Regions from separate parts of the Homo sapiens genome. Here region 2 is linked to region 1. A link is an interaction called in ENCODE POLR2A ChIA-PET data of the cell type or tissue named here. Cell type or tissue: MCF 10A. All regions are shown on one strand. Each heading gives the region's core, and the rest is flanking DNA. Links, peaks and the distances in the headings are about the cores only.

The links. Peaks named below come from ENCODE experiments on the same cell type or tissue, not always from the same donor. Only the 100,000 strongest peaks of a DNase experiment are listed, where the experiment ranks them.
Region 2: POLR2A ChIA-PET joins it to region 1 with 10 read pairs; 8 of 35 experiments call an interaction of 5 or more read pairs at or near these places.

Annotation. Positions count from the first base shown.
Region 1 is chr19:3,334,978-3,339,357 of GRCh38, reverse strand. No RefSeq gene overlaps it. Among named protein-coding and RNA genes, the nearest start is that of NFIC, 29 kb to the left of the region's middle. In MCF 10A, for the core only: no CTCF peak of the experiment used is centred there; DNase peaks (open chromatin) are centred at 767, 2,087, 2,557, 3,727 and 1 weaker place.
Region 2 is chr19:3,385,561-3,389,940 of GRCh38, reverse strand. All of the region lies in intron 2 of NFIC (nuclear factor I C), which reads right to left. Among named protein-coding and RNA genes, the nearest start is that of NFIC, 21 kb to the right of the region's middle. RefSeq lists an enhancer at 1-251. In MCF 10A, for the core only: no CTCF peak of the experiment used is centred there; a DNase peak (open chromatin) is centred at 1,950.

The sequences.
Region 1 (4,380 bases), core at 217-4,216:
GGGAGTTCAAGACCAGCCTGGCCAACATGGTGAAACCCCGTCTCTACTAAAAATACAAAAAAAAAAAAAAAAAAATTAGCCAGGGATGGTGGCACATGCCTGTAATCCCAGCTACTAGGGAGGCTGAGGCAGGAGAATTGCTTGAACCTGGGAGCTGAGGTTGCAGTGAGCCAAGATAGTGCCACTGCACTCCAGCCTGGACAACAGAGCGAGACTCTGTCACAGAAAAAAAAAAAAAAAGGGAATTCCTTGGCCTTTGCCCTTTGCCCTCTGACCTCCAGCCTCAGGTCTGGGGCAGCCAGTATGCAGTCTCCCAGCCAGTGGCCGAAAGGAGCAGGGTGACGGTCCTGGCAGCCCAGGGACACATCTGGATGGAGGAACTGAGGCCAGAGCTGGCTGGACACTGGCTCAGGGTCGCATGATGGAGCAGCCTAGGGTACGGGGGCCCTTCCTTGGGGAGGAAACCCTGGGGTCAGGGATGGGACCCCTCTGCCACTGGAGGTAGGGAGCAGGCAGCTGGTGCCCAAGGTGGGTGGGTAACGACAGGAAGTCGGTTACTGAGGAGGCAGTTGTTGGCACTTTGATTTCCTGCTGTGCCGCAGGTTATGTAAAGGGCTGGGAGTGGCCGGGCACCCCAACACCCCGCCCACCCTGTGCCACCCTGGGGCTTGTCGTACAGAGAAGGGAAGGAGAGGCTCAGAGTGGGATGTTTGGGAGCTTGCAGCCATCAGGCAGGAACGTGAGCCTGGGCCCCTTGGGACCTGGCACCATGACCTCAGTTCTCTGTCCCCTGCCCCCAGCCTCCCTCCACTGGGCTCCAGGGAGGTGTAGGGTGAGAGGTTCCCAGCTGATTTCTCAGCTCCCAGCCCTGCCTCTGACTTGCTTTGGGAACATCAACTTCAGTTTCCCATGTGTGCAATGGGCCTGGATTCTTTCTTTACTTTTTTTTTTAATTTTAATTTTTTTTTTTTTTTTGAGACTGAGTCTCACTTTGTCGCCCAGGCTGGAGTGCAGTGGTGCGATGTCAGCTCACTGCAACCTCTGCCTCCCGGGTTCAAGCAATTCTCCTGTCTCAGCCTCCCGAGTAGCTGGGACTACAGGTGCACGCCACCACACCCAGCTAATTTTTGTATTTTTAGTAGAGACGGGGTTTCACCATAGTGGTCAGGCTGGTCTCGAACTCCTGACCTTAGGTGATCCACCTGCCTCGGCCTCCCAAAGTGCTGGGATTACAGGCGTGAGCCACTGCAACTGGCCATTTCTTTACTTATTTCTGTTGCTGTTATTTTCTTTTAGTTAGCAGATACTTTCATGTTAATATACGTGAGGGCCCGTTCTAAAATGCATAGCTAGATGTGGTGGCTCATGCCTGTAATCACAGCACTTTGGGAGGCCGAGGCAGGTGGATCACGTGAGCCCAGGAGTTCCAGACCAGCTTGGGCAATATGGGAAAAGCCCATCTCTACAAAAAAAAAGTAATATAAATTAAGAATAAATGCATTATAAGGATTAACACGATTAATCCTCTTGGGGGGTCTGACTGCTATGATGATCCCCACTTTACAGATGGAGAAACTGAGGCACAGAGCAACCAAGCAGCACAGGGTGGCAGAGGTGGTAAAGGAGGGGGTCAGGATGGGAACCCAGGCCCCTCTGTGGGTGGACTGCCCTGATGGTGGGGAGGTTCGTGTTGGCCTCCCCAGGACACAGATGGAAATACTGGGTCTTGGTGAGGGCCAGGGCCAGGCTCGGGGTCAGCGGTGGGTGAGCACAAAGCCAGACACCCCTGGTTGCCCTCTCTGGGTGATGGTGCCCAGTGTTCCACATCAGAGCACCCACCAGGCATCGTGGACATCTCGGAGGCCCAATTGGCCACCACAGTCACGGTGCTCCAGGGCCAGTCTGAGGGCGAAACTGTTCCCTGGGTGTCTGTAGTGTGGGCTGGGAGCAGGCAGCGGCTCTCACCCGGCATCCACCATGGGCCATGCTCACTCCTTGCATGGGCGTGTTCTCAACAACCTGGGGGTTGGGACCACAGGGATCCCATTTTTTTGGAAGAGGAAGCTGAGTGCCAAGTGGAGAGGCCACATCCTAGGGGCCCAGCAGAGTCCGAGCCTGACTCAGTGCCCTTGGCCTTGGCCTCTCAGACTCACTCCACTGGCCAAGCCTGTCCAGCCCCACACCCCTGCCACCGGCAGGACTTGGTGTGTGTGACTGGGGGAGGAGCGGGCCTGGGTGGCTGGGAAACCAGGTAGGGGTATGACCAGAGTGGGGGGTGCTGGGTATGCAGCCCCCTCCCTCCTGGAAGAGGCCTAGCCCGGAGCACCCCACCCCCAGCCCTGTTGGCAGAGCGATTAAAGAGAGAAGGATGAGGGAAAAAGCCTGAAAGAATTAAACAAACAAAGGGAGAGGTCGGTTTATATAATCTCTGGTACAACGTGTCCTCTTGAGCCAGGATTAGGCCGTGGCGTTTCCCAGGCAGCCGTGGGGGCGGGTGGCAGACGCCCTGCTCCCTCCTTGCTCTGTGCCACTGCCTGCCCTGGCTGCCTCCCTCCCCGTGGGGGCCCTTCTGTATCCCCAGGTTGGGGAAGCTCCAAGGGGGGGCCAGGTCCAGCTGGGAGGATGCCAGCTCCCCCTGGGAGGTGGGGGCAGGTCCGGGAATCGTGCCATCTGGCAGATCCACTCCCAGGCCTGCCCTGCACAACCAGCTCACAATCTTGGACAGACCTGAGACCTTGGTTTCTCTTCTGGGAAATGATTTTGTGGGGCTATAGGTATTTGGAGCCTGGTACACAGTTGGTGCTAAATAATTGCATACCTCCAATAACTGTGGAAGCTGGAATCAGGGCTATAATCACGATCAATTGGGTATCAACAGTAACAGTCACAACAATAATAAGATCTAACGATAGTTTCATTTCTCTTTATAGCATTCATCCTTCTTGAACGTTAACATTTTAATTCACGGTTTGTGTCTCTCCCTGGAGTCCCAAACCCTCGAGAAGGACAGGTGTCAGTGTCACTTTTGTTTGCTGCTGGATCTCCTGTGTCTAGGACAGAGCTAGACCCGCAGCGGGTACCTTGAACATATTTCGAGAACTTAGGGCTGAATCGTTCATGTGTATTGAGTGCCCTCTCAGGACCACGCTTTGCACTCAGCACAACCATATTGCATTTGAGCATTGCGAAACCGGCCAGGAGGGTGCTTCATTATTCCCATTTTTCCAGAGGGGGAAACTGAGGCCCAGAGAAAAGGAGTGACCTGCTCAGTCACCTGCAAAAAAAGTGACAGAGCTGAAATTCAAATGCAGCCCTCCTCGCTGTCAAAGTCTCCTTCTGGGCCAAGTTGCTGACTTGCTCTTCCCAGGCATGGGCGTCTCTGAGACTGGGGCCAGAGGAAACATTCAGGGCTGCCAGGGATGCCCGGGACTCTTTCTCCACCCACCCATCACGCCTTCCTTGGTGTCCGGGTATGGGAGTGGGGCTGTCATTTCAGGCCCCTGCAGTGGGGGAAGTGTGGCATGGTGGGGATAGAGTGTGACGGGGAGGAGGTACCTGGTCTGGTCACACCGGTGGCTATGGTACTGTTGTATGGGACAGACAGCCCAGCCCTGGTACCCTCACTTCTAGCAGCCAGGCTGGGGACCCAAGAGGATGGGGCTGTGGCCACCCCCAGATGGCCAACTTATTTTTCCAGTAACTGTTACTCAGCTCCAGGATCTGGGAGAAAGGTCACAGCCTTGGCCAGCAGCAGTAGCTGGGACTGGATGAGAGAGTAGCTAGATTCCCCAACCCCCCAGCTCCCAGCCTGGCTGCCTGCTGTCCCCAGGCAGGTACCTGCTGCTCTGGGAGGCAGGGACGGGGCTGTGGAGGTTCCCTGAACCCAGATAGCCCCCCAAACTACCCCACAGGGTGGCCCTTGTATTGGTCCACCCCACAGTTCACTCACTCTCCCTGCAGCCACCTGTCCCCAGCACCTCGAAAGCAACTGAACCCACCAGCAGCTCCTTCTCCTGATCTCCCCGCTGACCCCACTGGCACAGAACTGGGGGGAAACAGGTGGGTAGGAGGGATCTCTGTCCCCCGTGGACCTGCCAGGCAACACACAACTCCCTCCAGCCTTTTTTTTTTTTTTTTTTTTTTTTTTTTTTTAGATAGAGTCTCATTCTGTCACCCAGGCTGGAGTGCAGTGGTACAATCTTGGCTCACTGCAGCCTCCACCTCCTGGGTTCAAGCGATTGTCCTGCCTCAGACTCCTGAGTAGCTGGGACTACAGGTACGCACCACCACGCCTGGCTAATTGTTGTATTTTTAGTATAGACAGGGTTTCACCATATTAGCCAGGCTGGTCTTCAACTCCTGACCTCAGGTGATCTGCCC
Region 2 (4,380 bases), core at 130-4,129, 51 kb before region 1:
GCAATCTCGGTTCACCGCAACCTCCTTCTCCCGGGCTCAAGCAATTCTCCTGCCTTAGCCTCCTGACTAGCTGGGATTACAGGCATGCACCACCACGCCTGGCTAATTTTTGGTATTTTTAGTAGAGATGGGGTTTCTCCATGTTGGTCAGGCTGGTCTCGAACTCCCGACCTCAGGTGATCCACCCGCCTGGGCCTCCCAGAGTGCTGGGATTACAGGTGTGAGCCACTGCGCCCGGCCGGAAGTGAGCATTTATTGAGTGCCTCCTGTATGCTTCTCAGAGACCACTGACTCCAATCTTTAATGCAATGGGCACAGCTCTGATTCTCCCCATTCTACAGAGGCAAAAACTAAGGCTCAAAGAGAAGAATGCGCCCCACACTGCCTGGAGCACACAGGAACACAAATTCTGTCCACCATACAAATAAACAGGCACCGTCACCCGAGCTCATGGCCTGTCTCCCCAGTGCAGCACCCACAACCGGGATGAAGATCAATAAAGGCAGAAGAGGACGGGAGGCTTTCAGTGAAGACCCGCCTTGCTCCTGTCTGTGGCCCACAAGGCCGCCCCTTCCCACCCTCCACTCCCCTCAACCCCAGACCAGAGAGGGCAGGACTTTTCTCAAAGCCACACAGCAAGCCAGGGCAGCACTGTGGCTGACCCAGGTCCCTCACTCCCAGGTTGAGACCCTTTCTCCTGCCATCAAGCTCAGGGTGAGCTTTATGGACACCCTGGCCCCAGGCTTGGTCCCCTTCCATAGGGTTCACCTCATTCATTCATTCATTCATTCATTTACTCCCTGAGTGTGCACGGCCTGCACTGTATGATCTGTATGACTCAGAGGGTGTGGCTTCCACTAGATAACCTCAAAGGGCACTTTTAGTTTGTTTTTGAAAAGAGGTTTAAGGGGTTTCAATACCACCTCCCTTTTATTGGAGACAGGGTCTCACTCTGTCGCCCAGGCTGGAGTGCAGTGGCATGAGCTCAGCTCGCTGCAACCTCCGCCTCCTAGGTTCAAGCGACTCTCCTGCCTCAGCCTCCTGTGTAGCTGGGATTACATGTGTGAGCCACCACACCTGGCCTCAATCACCCCTTAAAAAAAACGGTTTTTAGAGATAAGGTCTTGCCTTGTCACCCAGGCTGGAGTGCAGTGGTGGGATCACAGCTCACTGCAACCTCCAACTCCTGGGCTCAAGCCATCCTCCTGCCTCAGCCTCCCGAGTAGCTGGGACTACAGGTACACACCACCACACCTGGCTCATTTTTAAAAATTTTGTTGGGGGGGGGCATGGTCGTGCTATGTTGCCCAGGCTGGTCTCGAACTCCTGGCCTCAAGTGATCCTCCTGCCTCAGCCTCCCAAAGTGTTGGGATTACAGGCAGGAGCCACCTCGCCTGGCCTCAATCCCTTTTTCAAAGGGGTTCTGGATTCTCATTCCGGCTCTGCCCCTGAGGAGCTTTGTGACCTTGGACAAGTGACTCTTGTCCAAACCTCTGGGTCTCTGCTTCCTCCACTAGAACACGAGAGAAGGCCAAAGTCCCTTCCTGCTTGGATGGGGGAGAGAATTAAACCAGTTAGGGTGAGCGGTGGCCTCGGAGCCTGGCACACAGAGGGCACGCCATGTGTGTTTGCCGCCATCATTATCGCTGTTGGGGTCCTTGCTCCCCAATTCCATCCAGGAAGCGCTGGGGAACTCCCCCTCCCATGTTTCTCCTGCCACCCTCTCCAGGGCACCCGGGGCAGCCTCTCTGGCGTGCTATGAGCTTCCCGGGCCGGGCTCTGCCCACCGCGCCATTCCCGGCGCTGGACTGCAGGAGCTTGGCACGACGCAAGGCGGGAACAGGAGGCTGGCCCATGGCGGCGTCAGCAGATGGGCACCATCTGGGCTGGCGGCTCGGGGCGGGCTGGCAGCTGCTGGGACGGGCGGGCCTGGCAGCCCCTCCCCCGCCCAGCCCTGGCACGGTGCCCGCCCGCGCCTCAGATTTCTTGGGCTGCCAGAGGGGGCGGGGAGGCCTGGCTGGGTTTAGGCCCTGGGCGGGCAGACAGCTTCCCTCTCTGGGCCCTGGTTCCTGCAGGCTCCTTCCCCAGCACGTGGCAGGTCGGAGAGCACCCGGGTCACCCTCTCCCGCCCCACCCCCGGCTGGTCACCCTCACTGGAAGGCCACAGGACGGCCCTCGCCACTCACTACCCCCTGAACATCCCAGCCAGCTCCATGTGCTGCTCCTGGGCTCCAGGCCTTCGCACTGGCTATAACCCCCTCACTGCTCCCTCCACCCAGCCTCTCCAGACTCCCTCACCCCCTTCAAGCCTCACCTCAAAGACGCCTCCTCAGAGAAGCCCTCCCCATCCAGAGTGGCCCCCAGCCCCCCTCCATGTCCCTCCCTGCTTTATTTTCCTGCAGTTCCCTGACACCCTCTTCTTATTAATTTTAATTTTTATTTTTTGAGACAGAGTCTCACTCTGTCGCTCAGGCTGGAGTGCAGTGTCGCGATCTTGGCTCACTGCAACCTCCCGGGTTCCAGCGATTCTCCTGCCTCAGCCTCCCGAGTAGCTGGTACTACAGACGCCCGCCACCACGCCCGGCTAATTTTTGTATTTTTAGTAGAGATGGGGTTTCACCATGTTGGCCAGGCTGGCCTCAAACTCCTGACCTCAGGTGATCCGCCTGCCTCGGCCTCCCGAAGTGCTGGGATTGCAGGTATGAGCCACTGTGCCCGGCCTCCTCTCTCACTTGTGACGTTGCAAGTGGTGGCTCCTTTCAGCCCCATGGCAGGTGCCCCTCCACCGCCATCCACCCTGCACCCCTCCAAGAGGCCAGCCAAGGCCCTATGCCTGATGCCCGTCCCTCCCTCTCCCTCTATCCCAGGGCCTCAGCTGCCCAGCAGGGCTGATGAAAGCCAGACACTGCACTCTGGCTGGGCCAGGACGCTCCACAGCCAAGGGGACTCTCGGTTCGGAAAAGGAAGCCGGTGGCCAGTCTTCCTGCTGTCAGGGTGACAACCACTGGGATCAGCGCTGAGGCCTGGAGGCCAGCCACAGCCTGGGGACCCTACATAAGACCTCAGCCTGTGGGGCCCTCACACAACCCTGCCAGAAGGTGACCACACCGTGCCAGCAGACTGCCCCCTCACGCACCACAACTTCCGCCCATCCCCTTCTGACAATAATGGAGGATGAGGCAGGTGTCAAGGACAGGGCAGAGGCAGAAGCTGCTTGTGGGTCCAAATCCCACCTGGCCCAGTCTCGGCTGTGTGACCACGGCAGGTCAAATCCCTCCTCTGAGCCTCTGTTTCCTCCTCTGTAAAATGCGTACAACAGGCCGGGCGCGGTGGCTCACGCCTGTCATCCCAGCACTTTGGGAGGCCGAGGAGGGCGGATCACTTGAGGCCATGAGTTCCAGACCACCCTGGCCAACATGGTGAAAGCCCGTCTCTACTAAAAATACAAAAATTGGCCAGGTGTGGTGGCGCTCGCCTGTAATCTCAGCTACTCGGGAGGCTGAGGCATGAGAATCGCTTGAACCCAGGAAGTAGAGGTTGCAGTAAGCCAAGATCGCGCCACTGCACTCCAGCCTGGGTGACAGAGTGAGACCCTATCTCAAAAAAAAAAAAAAAAAAAAAAAAAAGGCATACAGCAATGATCCTTGCCTCACAGGGCAGCTGTGAGAATGGGAAAGAATTTTCAGCCAGGCAGGTGGCTAATTTTTTGTATATTTGGTAGAGATGGGGTTTTGCCATTTTGCCCAGGCTGGTCTCGAATGCCTGAGCTCAGGAGAGTCACCTGCCTTGGCCTCCCAAAGTGCTGGGATTACAGGCATGAGCCACCACACCCAGCCGGAGTTGGGGTTTTCCATATGGGAAAGACATTCTATGTCCAGGGAATGCATAAGGAAAGGTCTGGCAGTGGGAGATTATAATCAGAATGAGGAGGATGGGCCGGGCGCAGGGGGTCACGCCTGTAATCCTGGCACTTTGGGAGGCCAAGGCGGGAGGATCACTTGAGCCCAGGAGTTCGAGAGTAGCCTGGGCAACATAGTGATACCCCATCTCTGCAAAAAACAAAAAACAAGGCCAGTTGCAGTGGCTCACGCCTGTAATCCCAGCACTTTGGGAGGCCGAGGCGGGTGGATCACCTGAAGTTAGGAGCTGGAGACCAGCCTGGCCAACATGCAAAACCCCGTCCGTATTAAAAATACAAAAATTAGCCGGGTGTGGTGGTGGGCATGTGTAGTCCCAGCTACTCGGGAGACTGAGGCAGGAGAATTGCTTGAACCCGGGAGGCAGAGGTTGCAGTGAGCCAAGATTGCGTCATTGCACTCCAGCCTGGGAGACAGAGCAAGAGTCTGTCTCAAAAAAAAAAAAAAAAACAACAACAACCAA